2 separate regions of the Mus musculus genome follow, and region 1 is linked to region 2. A link is a loop called in an ENCODE intact Hi-C map of the cell type or tissue named here. Cell type or tissue: left cerebral cortex. All regions are shown on one strand.

Region 1 (5,000 bases), 490 kb after region 2:
TTAAGCATGCAAGAGGTTAAAGGTTGATGAAATAGCAAGACATCTTCTCAACCCAAGCTTACCTGCCTCACTCAATCACCTAAGCAGTCAACACTATAATGTAAGCTGATACTATATTATTAAATCAGAGTATCTCATTTGCATTCACCTCTGACCTGACGGGCTGGGGAGAGATGACATCTACTAGGAAATAGCAGAACAAGCAGTCCCCAACTTGGAAATTCACAGGACCTTGGGTGTGAAATCCTCACAGACTGAGTTTCACTAGTTTTATTTGCACCCGCTGCACAACAACATATGTAAATGAAGCCAGCCTGGCAGAAATAGCCCTATCCCTTCCGTCTCCCCTCCAAACCATGTTAACAAGCTCAGCACTTTGCAATTCATGTTTCAGACACACAAAATATTATTTATTATGCAAACAGTAGGTCATTCAAATATGCTTTTAAATTAAATGCATTTTAAAGAACTTGGAAATTTTTATCACATCCATACACATATTTGTGGGCTTGATATTGAACAGTTACAAACCCAAGCCACACTACAAGTATTCATCTAAAATATTTACACTGATAAAGCAAGATGTATCATGACATTAAGTTCACAAAAACAGACAGCTCTCAACTTCCTTAACACTTTAATAATCGTGGTCTTCAGTATTATTAGAAGAGCATCTCTATTGTATCAAATTATTAATTTTTATAATTATTTCCAAAGTCCTGTCTCAAATTATAGAAATAAAAATAACTTATTTTTAAATTTTTTCACGGCTGCCTGCATTTCTCACCCACTTGCAATCATTTATAACAATATTCTATTCTTACCTTATTTGAAGTAAAAAACAAAAAAGTCCTCCAAAAAGATTTCTAAATGATGTGAAAATATGAGTCACAGTGTAAAAAAGAAAAAAGAAAAATAATAACGATGAAAAGATCCTCTTAGGTTGGAAAAAAAATCCAAATACTTTGAGTTAGAACTACAGAATCTCCAAAGTCACGCCTGAGTGGGCGCCCAGATTGCAAACATAGGAGTCTCTCCCACGTCCGAGTCGCACTCCTTTGTCAAGTTAAATTGGGTCCTGTGGTGAAGCGGGTCCCACTGGGCACATAGGGTTCCAGTGGGCGTTGCCTCCAGGTGCCCAAGCAGGCGATCCCTTACACCCGGGGTTCAGCACCGACACTCTGTGGACAGCACCAGCTCCGCTCACGTCCAGTTTGTCTCAGTCACTGAACCAGGATGATTCTCGCGCCTCCTCCCTCCGCAAAAGCCAGGCTGCCCGTCAACCCCGGTGTGCCCCGCCCCCACATCTGACGTAACTGTTTTGCATATTAACTCTCCAGGAGGTGAGGGGCGGCCCCTTGGCTGGGCTTCTGATGGGTTCAGCTACCGCAATCCAGAGGACCAGACTCAAGATTAAAATCAGCATTTGGGCATTGGTCGGACTTTATGCTCCATTCGCGGAGCCCAGCAGAAACTATAAAGGCTGCGGCGGTGTCTGCGCCTCCTCCTTCGCTGGGACCGCGGATCCCGGGACTCTGCGACCTCACAGCCCGCTAGGGAGACCAGGCTTCCTAGTATGGGACTGTGAGGTAAAGAACTGCGCACCAAGAAGTCATCCAGTCCTGTCTCATGCATCAGACCCTTTAATCTTCCAGACCAAACTTTCTCTCTCATTTGGTTGTGGGTGGGTACCTGATTCAGACTTCTGCTCCTATATGGGGCTCTTGGAGTGAGGCCCTGCTGCAGAAACTTGACTGGAAAAGAATTAAAAATATCTGAGCGCAGGAAGGGTATTTGAAAGCTTGTAATGCTTGCCACCTCTCCGAAACAGGATTTTTTTTTTTTTTTTTTTGCCATGTGACTGTTTAGTTTATGATAAGCTTCATAGAATTGGAGATGGCAGGATTTTAGAAGCTCATATTAATAATGCTTTGTTTGAAAGTTCTCAGCTTCAACTCTCATCGCCAAACCAAGAAGCTTGTACAGTTTTTATTATGTCCGATACATCACTTGTTCTATGAAAGATGGAACAGGCTGGAAGCAGTGTCACAGCTTTTAGCAGTTCTCTCAGTGTGTATGATCTTCCTTGTCCCAGGATGCTACAAAAAGGACTTTGACAAAGGAAGAGGCCCAGACAGGTCACATCCACAGTGATCTCTGACTTGTGAAGGAAACAAAAACCAAAAAAAACAAAAACAAAAAAAAACAAAAACAAAAACAAAAAACAACCCACCAAAAACAAACAAAAAAACCACTCCAGGTACAGCCCCATACCTTCCACACAAACTTCCTACACCTAGTGTTAATTGAACAGAAAGTAGTATATAAAACTAAGCCCACGATTTTTAATTACATAAAGCTTTTTCATAAAATGTGTATCATTTTTTTTAAAAAACACCTACTATTAAATGTGCTATTTTCCACAGGATTACACGAGTTCTTCATCGTTTTCCAGGAATCTAAGCAAACTTCTCACTGGGACCACTCCTGTGTTCCCAGCAACGTTAATTAGATGATCAACTTGGGTTTCCTGGGAAAGCATCTTTAACAAACAAAGACAATAATTCTCAGATGCAGAGCAATCTGCCATGCTTTGGTCTCCTCTGGCGACTACCAACTTTATGTTAATATATAAATGGCAAATGTTATTTTGAGCTGCTCATTATGTGGACACACATGCGCGTGCGCGTAGATTTATTGTTTCTGTTCCTGGTGCACTTTTAATGACAGTTTTAGAAACCATGGCAGGAAATGAAAGGTAATTCATGGGAGCAGGTGGGTATTGTCAATTACAATTACAACAAAGCCAGTTGAATAGCCTGCCCTTAGGCTGGCGGTGGAAAGAGAAATAACCCAGGCATTGCTTTGATGTCCTCATGCTATGCCGTCAGAGAAGATTTGATAGTTTACTGCAGAAATACATAAGACATTTTTATATAGTCTTGTAAGAATGCAAGAAAACCTATGGCAATTATTTAATCAGCGTTAATTTTCAGTTCACTCCAGTAATAAGACATTAAGGGTAGGAATCCAAATGAGGCAATCATACAATTATTCAAAGTCTAAAAAGGGTGGACTGGGAAGCTTCCAAATACAAAGGTGGGATGCTAATTGTTTTCTCATCATCTCTAAAAAGAACAGAAGAGAGCAAAGGAGAGAGAAATGAGAGAAAGAGCAATAGGAAGTAGAGCAATTCTGACAGACATGCCCAGAAACACATACACCAAACAGGCATCATGGGCTCTAATGCATCCTCCACTGGAGTAGCCAGGGTTGGGGGGCGGGGGAGGGGGAGGGGGCGGGGGAGGGGGCGGAGGGGGGCGGGGGAGGGGGAGGGGGAGGGGGCGGAGGGGGGTAGGGGAGGGGGCGGAGGGGGGGGCGGGGGAAGGGGGCGGTGTTTGTTTACATTCTTTAATGTCCTAATGAAATATGGTGACTTTCAAATTATTCTGACCCCTTTGTGACTTCCTGTATTTGTATGATTTGAATTTTGTGACATATCTGGGGTTTTGTTGTTGTTGTTGTTGACATAGAATATAAATAAAAACATCTGAAATTTCTCTTTTAACGTCTACAATTCTTTAAAGTACAAAACTTCATGAAGTTTTCGCTGAGTATGATGATTTTGCATCTGTCTACTATACTTGTGAAAAGAAATCTCAGTACAAACAGGCTGGGAGATGAGGCGAGGGCAAGAGGAAATTGAATGAAGTACCCTATGAGAAGGGAGGGATGGTTCATCTACCCAGGAAAAACTAAGAAAATATAGACTGGAGGCCCCCGTCTAGTCATTGTTTATGCAAGCATATTAATAGTATGTATGGGTACACGTGGTCATGATGAAGCTCAATGTGAGTTCAGATAACTTTTGACTCCCGAATGTCATATTATTTCATTTTCAAATTATAATTATTTTATTGTATATAATATCCCAAAATTCTAATCATTTTTGCATATATAATATGCCGAAGTTGTAAATGCTTTAAGGAAAGCAGTGATATATGGTTTGTTTATGTTTTATTTCTGAGTCTTGTACTGGCTAGATTTTAGTTAATTAGTTAGTTAGCTATTTAGTTAATTAGATAGTTAGTTTGCTTGTTTGACATGAGCTAGGGTTATCTGGCACTAGGAAATTGCAAGGCTGTGATTCATTTTCTTTTTGAATGATGTTGTGGTGTGAAAGAGCCCCAGCCCACCAAGGGAAATCACTTCTGGACTGGTAGCCATGGGGAGCAAAAGAAGGTATGCCAACTAAGCCAAGGGGAGCAAGCCAGGGGGAGCAAGCCAGGTCCCTGTAAAGCCTCTCTGTTTCGGTTCAGCCTCCAGGTTTCTGGCCTGTTATTTTACACTGACCTCCCTCCATGATGCACTACAACTATGACCTGAAATAAAACCTACCCTCTGCACATTGCGTTTGGTCATGGTGTTTGTCACAGCAAGAGAAGGTAAAACTAAGACAAGTCTTTTACAACATTTGTTGCAAAGGAAGAATGTGTTTGCTGTGACAAGCAGAAGTCTAGCACTTCTTACTCTGTGATCTCTTAGTCCCACGAATGAAAAGAGAACAAAGCAAAAAGAAAGCTCATAGTCGTAAATATCCTAAGCATCTTAATTAAGAGAATCAGAAGGCTATGGCATAGCATGAATGTCCCACTGTCCCCACATGCCCTCAATGTGGCATTGACATCATGGCATTGCCTTCTAATATCAGAAGAGTGCATATTTTCAAATATGTTAAGTATACCAGTTAATTTCATTAAGAAAGAGTTTAAAATTATGCCTTTGTGTTGTGGCCAGTTTACAACAACCCCATCCTTAATTACAACATACAAAAGATTTTATGTTTGGCATTTGAAATTTATACTTTCTTCTTTTTTGTACTAACAACTTCCCTTTTTCCTTTCTTCTTATCTATTCTCTCTAGTCAATTTATGTGCTTTATTTAAGTGCTATTAAATTCTAATGCGCTATTCAAGTAGTTTGCTAGTTATATATGAGTT
Region 2 (5,000 bases):
AAACTTAAGTGGGTAACTACCTTCTTTCTGATTAGATTTAAGGCCTGCTTTACAGATTGAAACCAATGCTTCATACTGAAGTTGAAATTCTTGAAGATTCAGTTGTGTCATGTGATGTTTGTCTGGACGCTCTCTTAATGAGAGGTTGTTTTGCTGAAGCAGACATGTGAGAGGATGTTTTGCTGAGGTCGTCACTTGAGAGGATACGTGATGGTTTGGAAAGAGTATAAGCATAACCCAACAGGCAGTGAAGGAAGCTCCTGAATTGGTTCACCTTGCAACACTTTGTTGGTCTTCACTGATCATTACTTGTTATGACTTTGTAGAAAGAAAGCACCTCATGGTATTCTGGCTGCTTCTGCAGACTCATAACAATTTTGCTGAGCCTGTGTGTGTGTGTGTCTATCTATCTATCTATCTATATATATATATATATATATATATATATATATATATATATACATACAGAGAGAGAGAGAGAGAGAGAGAGAGAGAGAGAGAATGAGAGCAGACTGCTGCTCCTGTTTCATATATAATTTTCTGGACTGGACTGCTGATATCCTGATAATGATGATTGGAATCAACCCCAAAGAACTACTTCTTAACAGGTCTACATTCCCCTTGCCTATTAACCATCATCTTCCACTATCTTTGATCACTGCGCTAGAAAGGAGGTTGAAGTGTTTGAAAACCCTAATTAAAGTGTATTTTGAAAAAAAATCTAAGCTTATATCCTACTGTAAATATGGCTCAGAGATCATAGTTGGAAAGACCACAGGCTTCAGCCTGACTTACTACTAAATGGACGTTTTAACATCATCAATCTTCTTTCTAGATTCTTATTTCTGTATACATACATCCTTTCTAGGTTCTTATTTCTGTATACATACATCCTTCTATATTTCTGATCTTGTCAGAGAAATTTCTTAGTGCAGTGGAATTCCGCTAGTGCAGAAACTTACAACTGTTCAATGTGCTTACTAAAAAAGTATCAAGAGTTTGTTCAGACATAAATGGAATATCTATCTCACACCACCCCTCTAAACCTTAGGAACCACCACCATAGAATAGTCAAAGAAAGATTTTAAGAGCCAGGGGTCTTACAAGACCAGAGAAAAACAGTGTTCTTGATATGATCAAACCTCAGCACTCATGCACTCACAGCAACTCCTGCACCAGACTTACAAAGATTAAAACAGACAGCATTTTAGCATGGGGATGGAAGGGGTTCATGATCATAGCCACTAACTGAGGCCATATTAACAGCTGATTGCTTCTGAGAGAGGTAAAGTCAGTGCTCTTTACAGATGTGGCCCCTGGTAGGTCAACCATACTCAATGGATGGCCCCATATCCTTAATTATAGGGACAACACAAACTGGGATCAGTGAGCTATTGAATAATAAAGAAATGAAGTTAAAGGAGTAGAGAATTTGGGAGTGGATCTTAAAGGACTTAGTGGAAATAGTGAGAGATATACATGATCAAAATATATGCAATTCACATGTAGTTAATACAATATTATATTTAATAACCCTTTATTCTCCTAAAATATTTGATATCTCTCTAACAATTTGACCAAGAAGCATAGATATTATTCTTGCCAAATATTACACAGCAAACTTAAAATGTTAAATTTATAACTCATAGGTTTAAAAATTAAATCTTGCAGATTTTCTTGTCAAATACAAATTATTAAGCTAAAATTTAAAAAAATTAATATGGAATGAAGCCATAATAGTGTTTTTAAAGGTAAATACATTACTATATTAAAAAATATCACAGATATGTTAAAATAAAATGGATAAAAATGAAACCATGATTCATCCCTCATTATATTTTAAAAGAAAATAAGTATTAAATTAATTTATCTAAAGAATGATTACATGTATTATTCAAAATATTATTAAAATTAATCCTATCTTAATTAACGTAAATACAAATTAATGTGTATTATCAGAAGTATCAGCCTTCTCAGGAATACATATACAGGAATCATTATTAAATCACCATCATTATCACATATAGGACTTCATACAATTATTTTTAACACATTTTCCATTTTTGACCTGATCTAATGATAATTTAGAGTGATAATCACAACAGCAAAGAATGCTTAGCTTTAGGAGCCTAGTCCTATCAACATCAAAGTATGAGTTATCCTTATTTAAAGCAAAACTGCAGTTTTCAGCTTTATCAATAGATGGCAGACCATTTACAATATGTTTTACTAAAAGTAATGATATTTACTCAAACATATCAACTGATAAAAAATATAACCCTGATATAAAAAGCTTGATGTATGTAATTTGTTTTCCTAAAATTTATTGTCAGTAATGAGTTTATTCTTTTTTTCCTTTACCTATGCATTTCTTTGTTCTATATATTATATTCACTTTCAAAATTATCTCCTAATATTTACAGCAATACATAGTACCTTATTAATAACTTTCATTGTTCTGACAAGCCCACTGCTTTGAAGCTTTTGTTTCTATGTTCAAGCGTGCGGTTGAGGATTTCTTATAGAATAGGTAACCACAGTGCATTGCAGTAGTAATGCTGTCATAGAACCTTGCATATTTATTAATATTTTATTTTGTTGCATCTTAATTTATTTTATTTGATGCCAATCTTGATATGTCCCAGAATCTCCTATACTCTCTTTTTAGACCTGCAAGCTTTCAAACTCCTGAGTTTTATTTTTGCCTAATCCTCCTGAGATTAAGGCTAATGGCTGTTTTATTTTAAAATAACTAGTGACCTTCAACCAAAAGGTAAGCTGCTTACCAGTACTATAATAGTAAAAATAATCTATTCAGAGTTGTGGAATTATATTGACAGCCACAAATGCCACTCATGGTAAGCATCATTTATTCAAAAACTTAAGAGAAAATATCTTTAGATTGTTTTAGTAGAATTTACATAATTTGTTTATATGTAATGAGATAGCTTGGGGAATCTTACCCAACTATACATATAAAATTCAGCTATGTTTACCATAACTTTTCATAATGTCAGAAAGTAACTTCATGCAGTATTTTGGTGTGTCTCACATTCATTGGTAACTCATTACACGAGGTTTAGTGTGAAGTGCTACATGTGGGCAGTCCATCAGCACCAAAAAGTTTGCAGAGCTGGGGCACTTGGAATTTCAGGGCTGTGCCTTAGCGATGCTCAGCATCTACTGTAGAATGTTAATCACACAGTGAATAAGAGACTGAATTTCATTTTGAAGCATACCCTCATATAATTAGTAGAGATCTATTGGAGGTGCTCAGAAAAAGAATCCCATTTTTCCCTCTGGAAAACAATCTTAAACTGCTGTGTATTAGCTGGTAATGTCACAGAAGCAGGGGGGGAGGGGATGGTAATCAGGAATGGCAAGCTTGATATATCATTGATAACAGTAAAGCCATTGAAGATTCATATCCATTCTGACTTTCCCTGTTATTTTGGATTTTCTTGCTTGTAAGCATCATCACATTCATGGTATTAACCAGAAAAGCAGTGCCTTTTTCACTGGATCAGTATAAAGTCTCTGATTGGCACTAAATTGTTTAAGGTTAATTTGTCTAAATATCTCAATTAGCATGAAGCCTATTTGTACTTGATATAATCTTAATAAATACTTATATCAATTCACATACAGTTTTCAATGGAAATCAAAATTCTGCAAGTCTGAAACTTTACCCAGATATCTATAATTATTTAGCTTTCTGTGTTGCAATCTTGTTTATTAAGAGAAAATTTATAGAAGCCATGGATATATTCTTGGCACATTTTGAGACAGCATTCTTTTTCAAACTGCATACCTCTTTATGAAATTGTTTGTCATGTCAAACTTCAAAAGACCTCTTAAAGAGTACATCTTTTTGCCAACAGAGCAAATACCAATGTTCCATGGAGTAGGTAATTTATATTTTGCTAAAAACAATTTTTCTGCTTATTTGATATGTTAAAAATAATTAATAATATGAAGTTTTCTGGTCAACTTAAATATACAAGGGAAACAAAGAATTCATGGTCCAAGGCCATACTTAAATCTAATATACATCTGCATATATATATATTAAAATCTAAGATGACGGTAGTAAACTTTTCAAATTAAATACTGACTGAAAAAACTGCAAAGGCAATTATCTAAAGTGAAAAAGATTACTTTGAATTGGAGTGTTTATTAAGATATTCGAGGAGAGAAATGAAATCTCTGACAGATCTCAGGAAATTGTGACATCAGCCAGAGAAAGTGAGACATTTAAGGCAGTCACCATGCAGTGATTACTTTACACACTCATAGGCTTTAGGAGCACAAACTTATACACAAGTTCCTTCATCTTATGAGAAATCACCAGAAAAAGTTATAAAAGACCATGCAAGTCTTTTTGTACATTTAGTAAAATGTGTTAAAGGAGGACAAAATGTATCAATCTGACAAAATCATAAAGGCCTATATGTATATTGTAAAATGTGATCCATTGACCATAGTGCCAGAAAACAGTATAATATTGACTGAATAACATCTGTAGAACCGATGTTGGTCTATTTCTCTATATGAATAATTTCTGTAGCCATCTATTTGACCACAATTAATAATGATATCTTACAAAAACAATAAAGAAGTTTGCTGATATGTAGTTCAATAAAGTATTCTAATCACATGAGAATTAATTACATGAGTGTAACTATAGATTCTCATAATTCTATCAGTTATGCAAAGCTATTGTTTGAAAGTAAAAGATGTCATTGTAACTATTTTGGCTTGAGCTGAAATTCAAATAAAATACAGAAGAAATAATCACGAACTTCAGTTTTAGTGATGAAAAACCTGAGATGTCTCCACCAATAACAGCAAAGCAAACCCAGGAAACAAGATAGATACATTATTAGTTTAAATGAAGTGAAATTTATTTTTAGATCACAGGTATTAGCAAGTGCACATGCAAATTGCAAAGGGTGCTTAAATTCTAATTAAGCTATCTTGAGAATGTCCTCATGTTAAAT

Evidence for each region. Peaks named below come from ENCODE experiments on the same cell type or tissue, not always from the same donor. Only the 100,000 strongest peaks of a DNase experiment are listed, where the experiment ranks them.
Region 1: a loop joins it to region 2, with 15 times the contacts of the local background. A loop is called at or near these places in 5 of 42 quality-filtered maps.

The regions. Positions count from the first base shown.
Region 1 is chr3:76,070,799-76,075,798 of GRCm38, reverse strand. Fstl5 (follistatin-like 5) reads right to left here and starts at 1,238. Exons shown (of 16, transcript NM_178673.4): 1 at 825-1,238. In left cerebral cortex, no CTCF peak of the experiment used is centred here; DNase peaks (open chromatin) are centred at 244, 1,243 and 2,667; H3K4me3 peaks cover 1,935 bases; H3K27ac peaks cover 655 bases.
Region 2 is chr3:76,564,733-76,569,732 of GRCm38, reverse strand. The region is part of intron 8 of Fstl5 (follistatin-like 5); the gene reads right to left. Among named protein-coding and RNA genes, the nearest start is that of Fstl5, 490 kb to the right of the region's middle. In left cerebral cortex, a CTCF peak has its summit at 2,188; no DNase peak of the experiment used is centred here.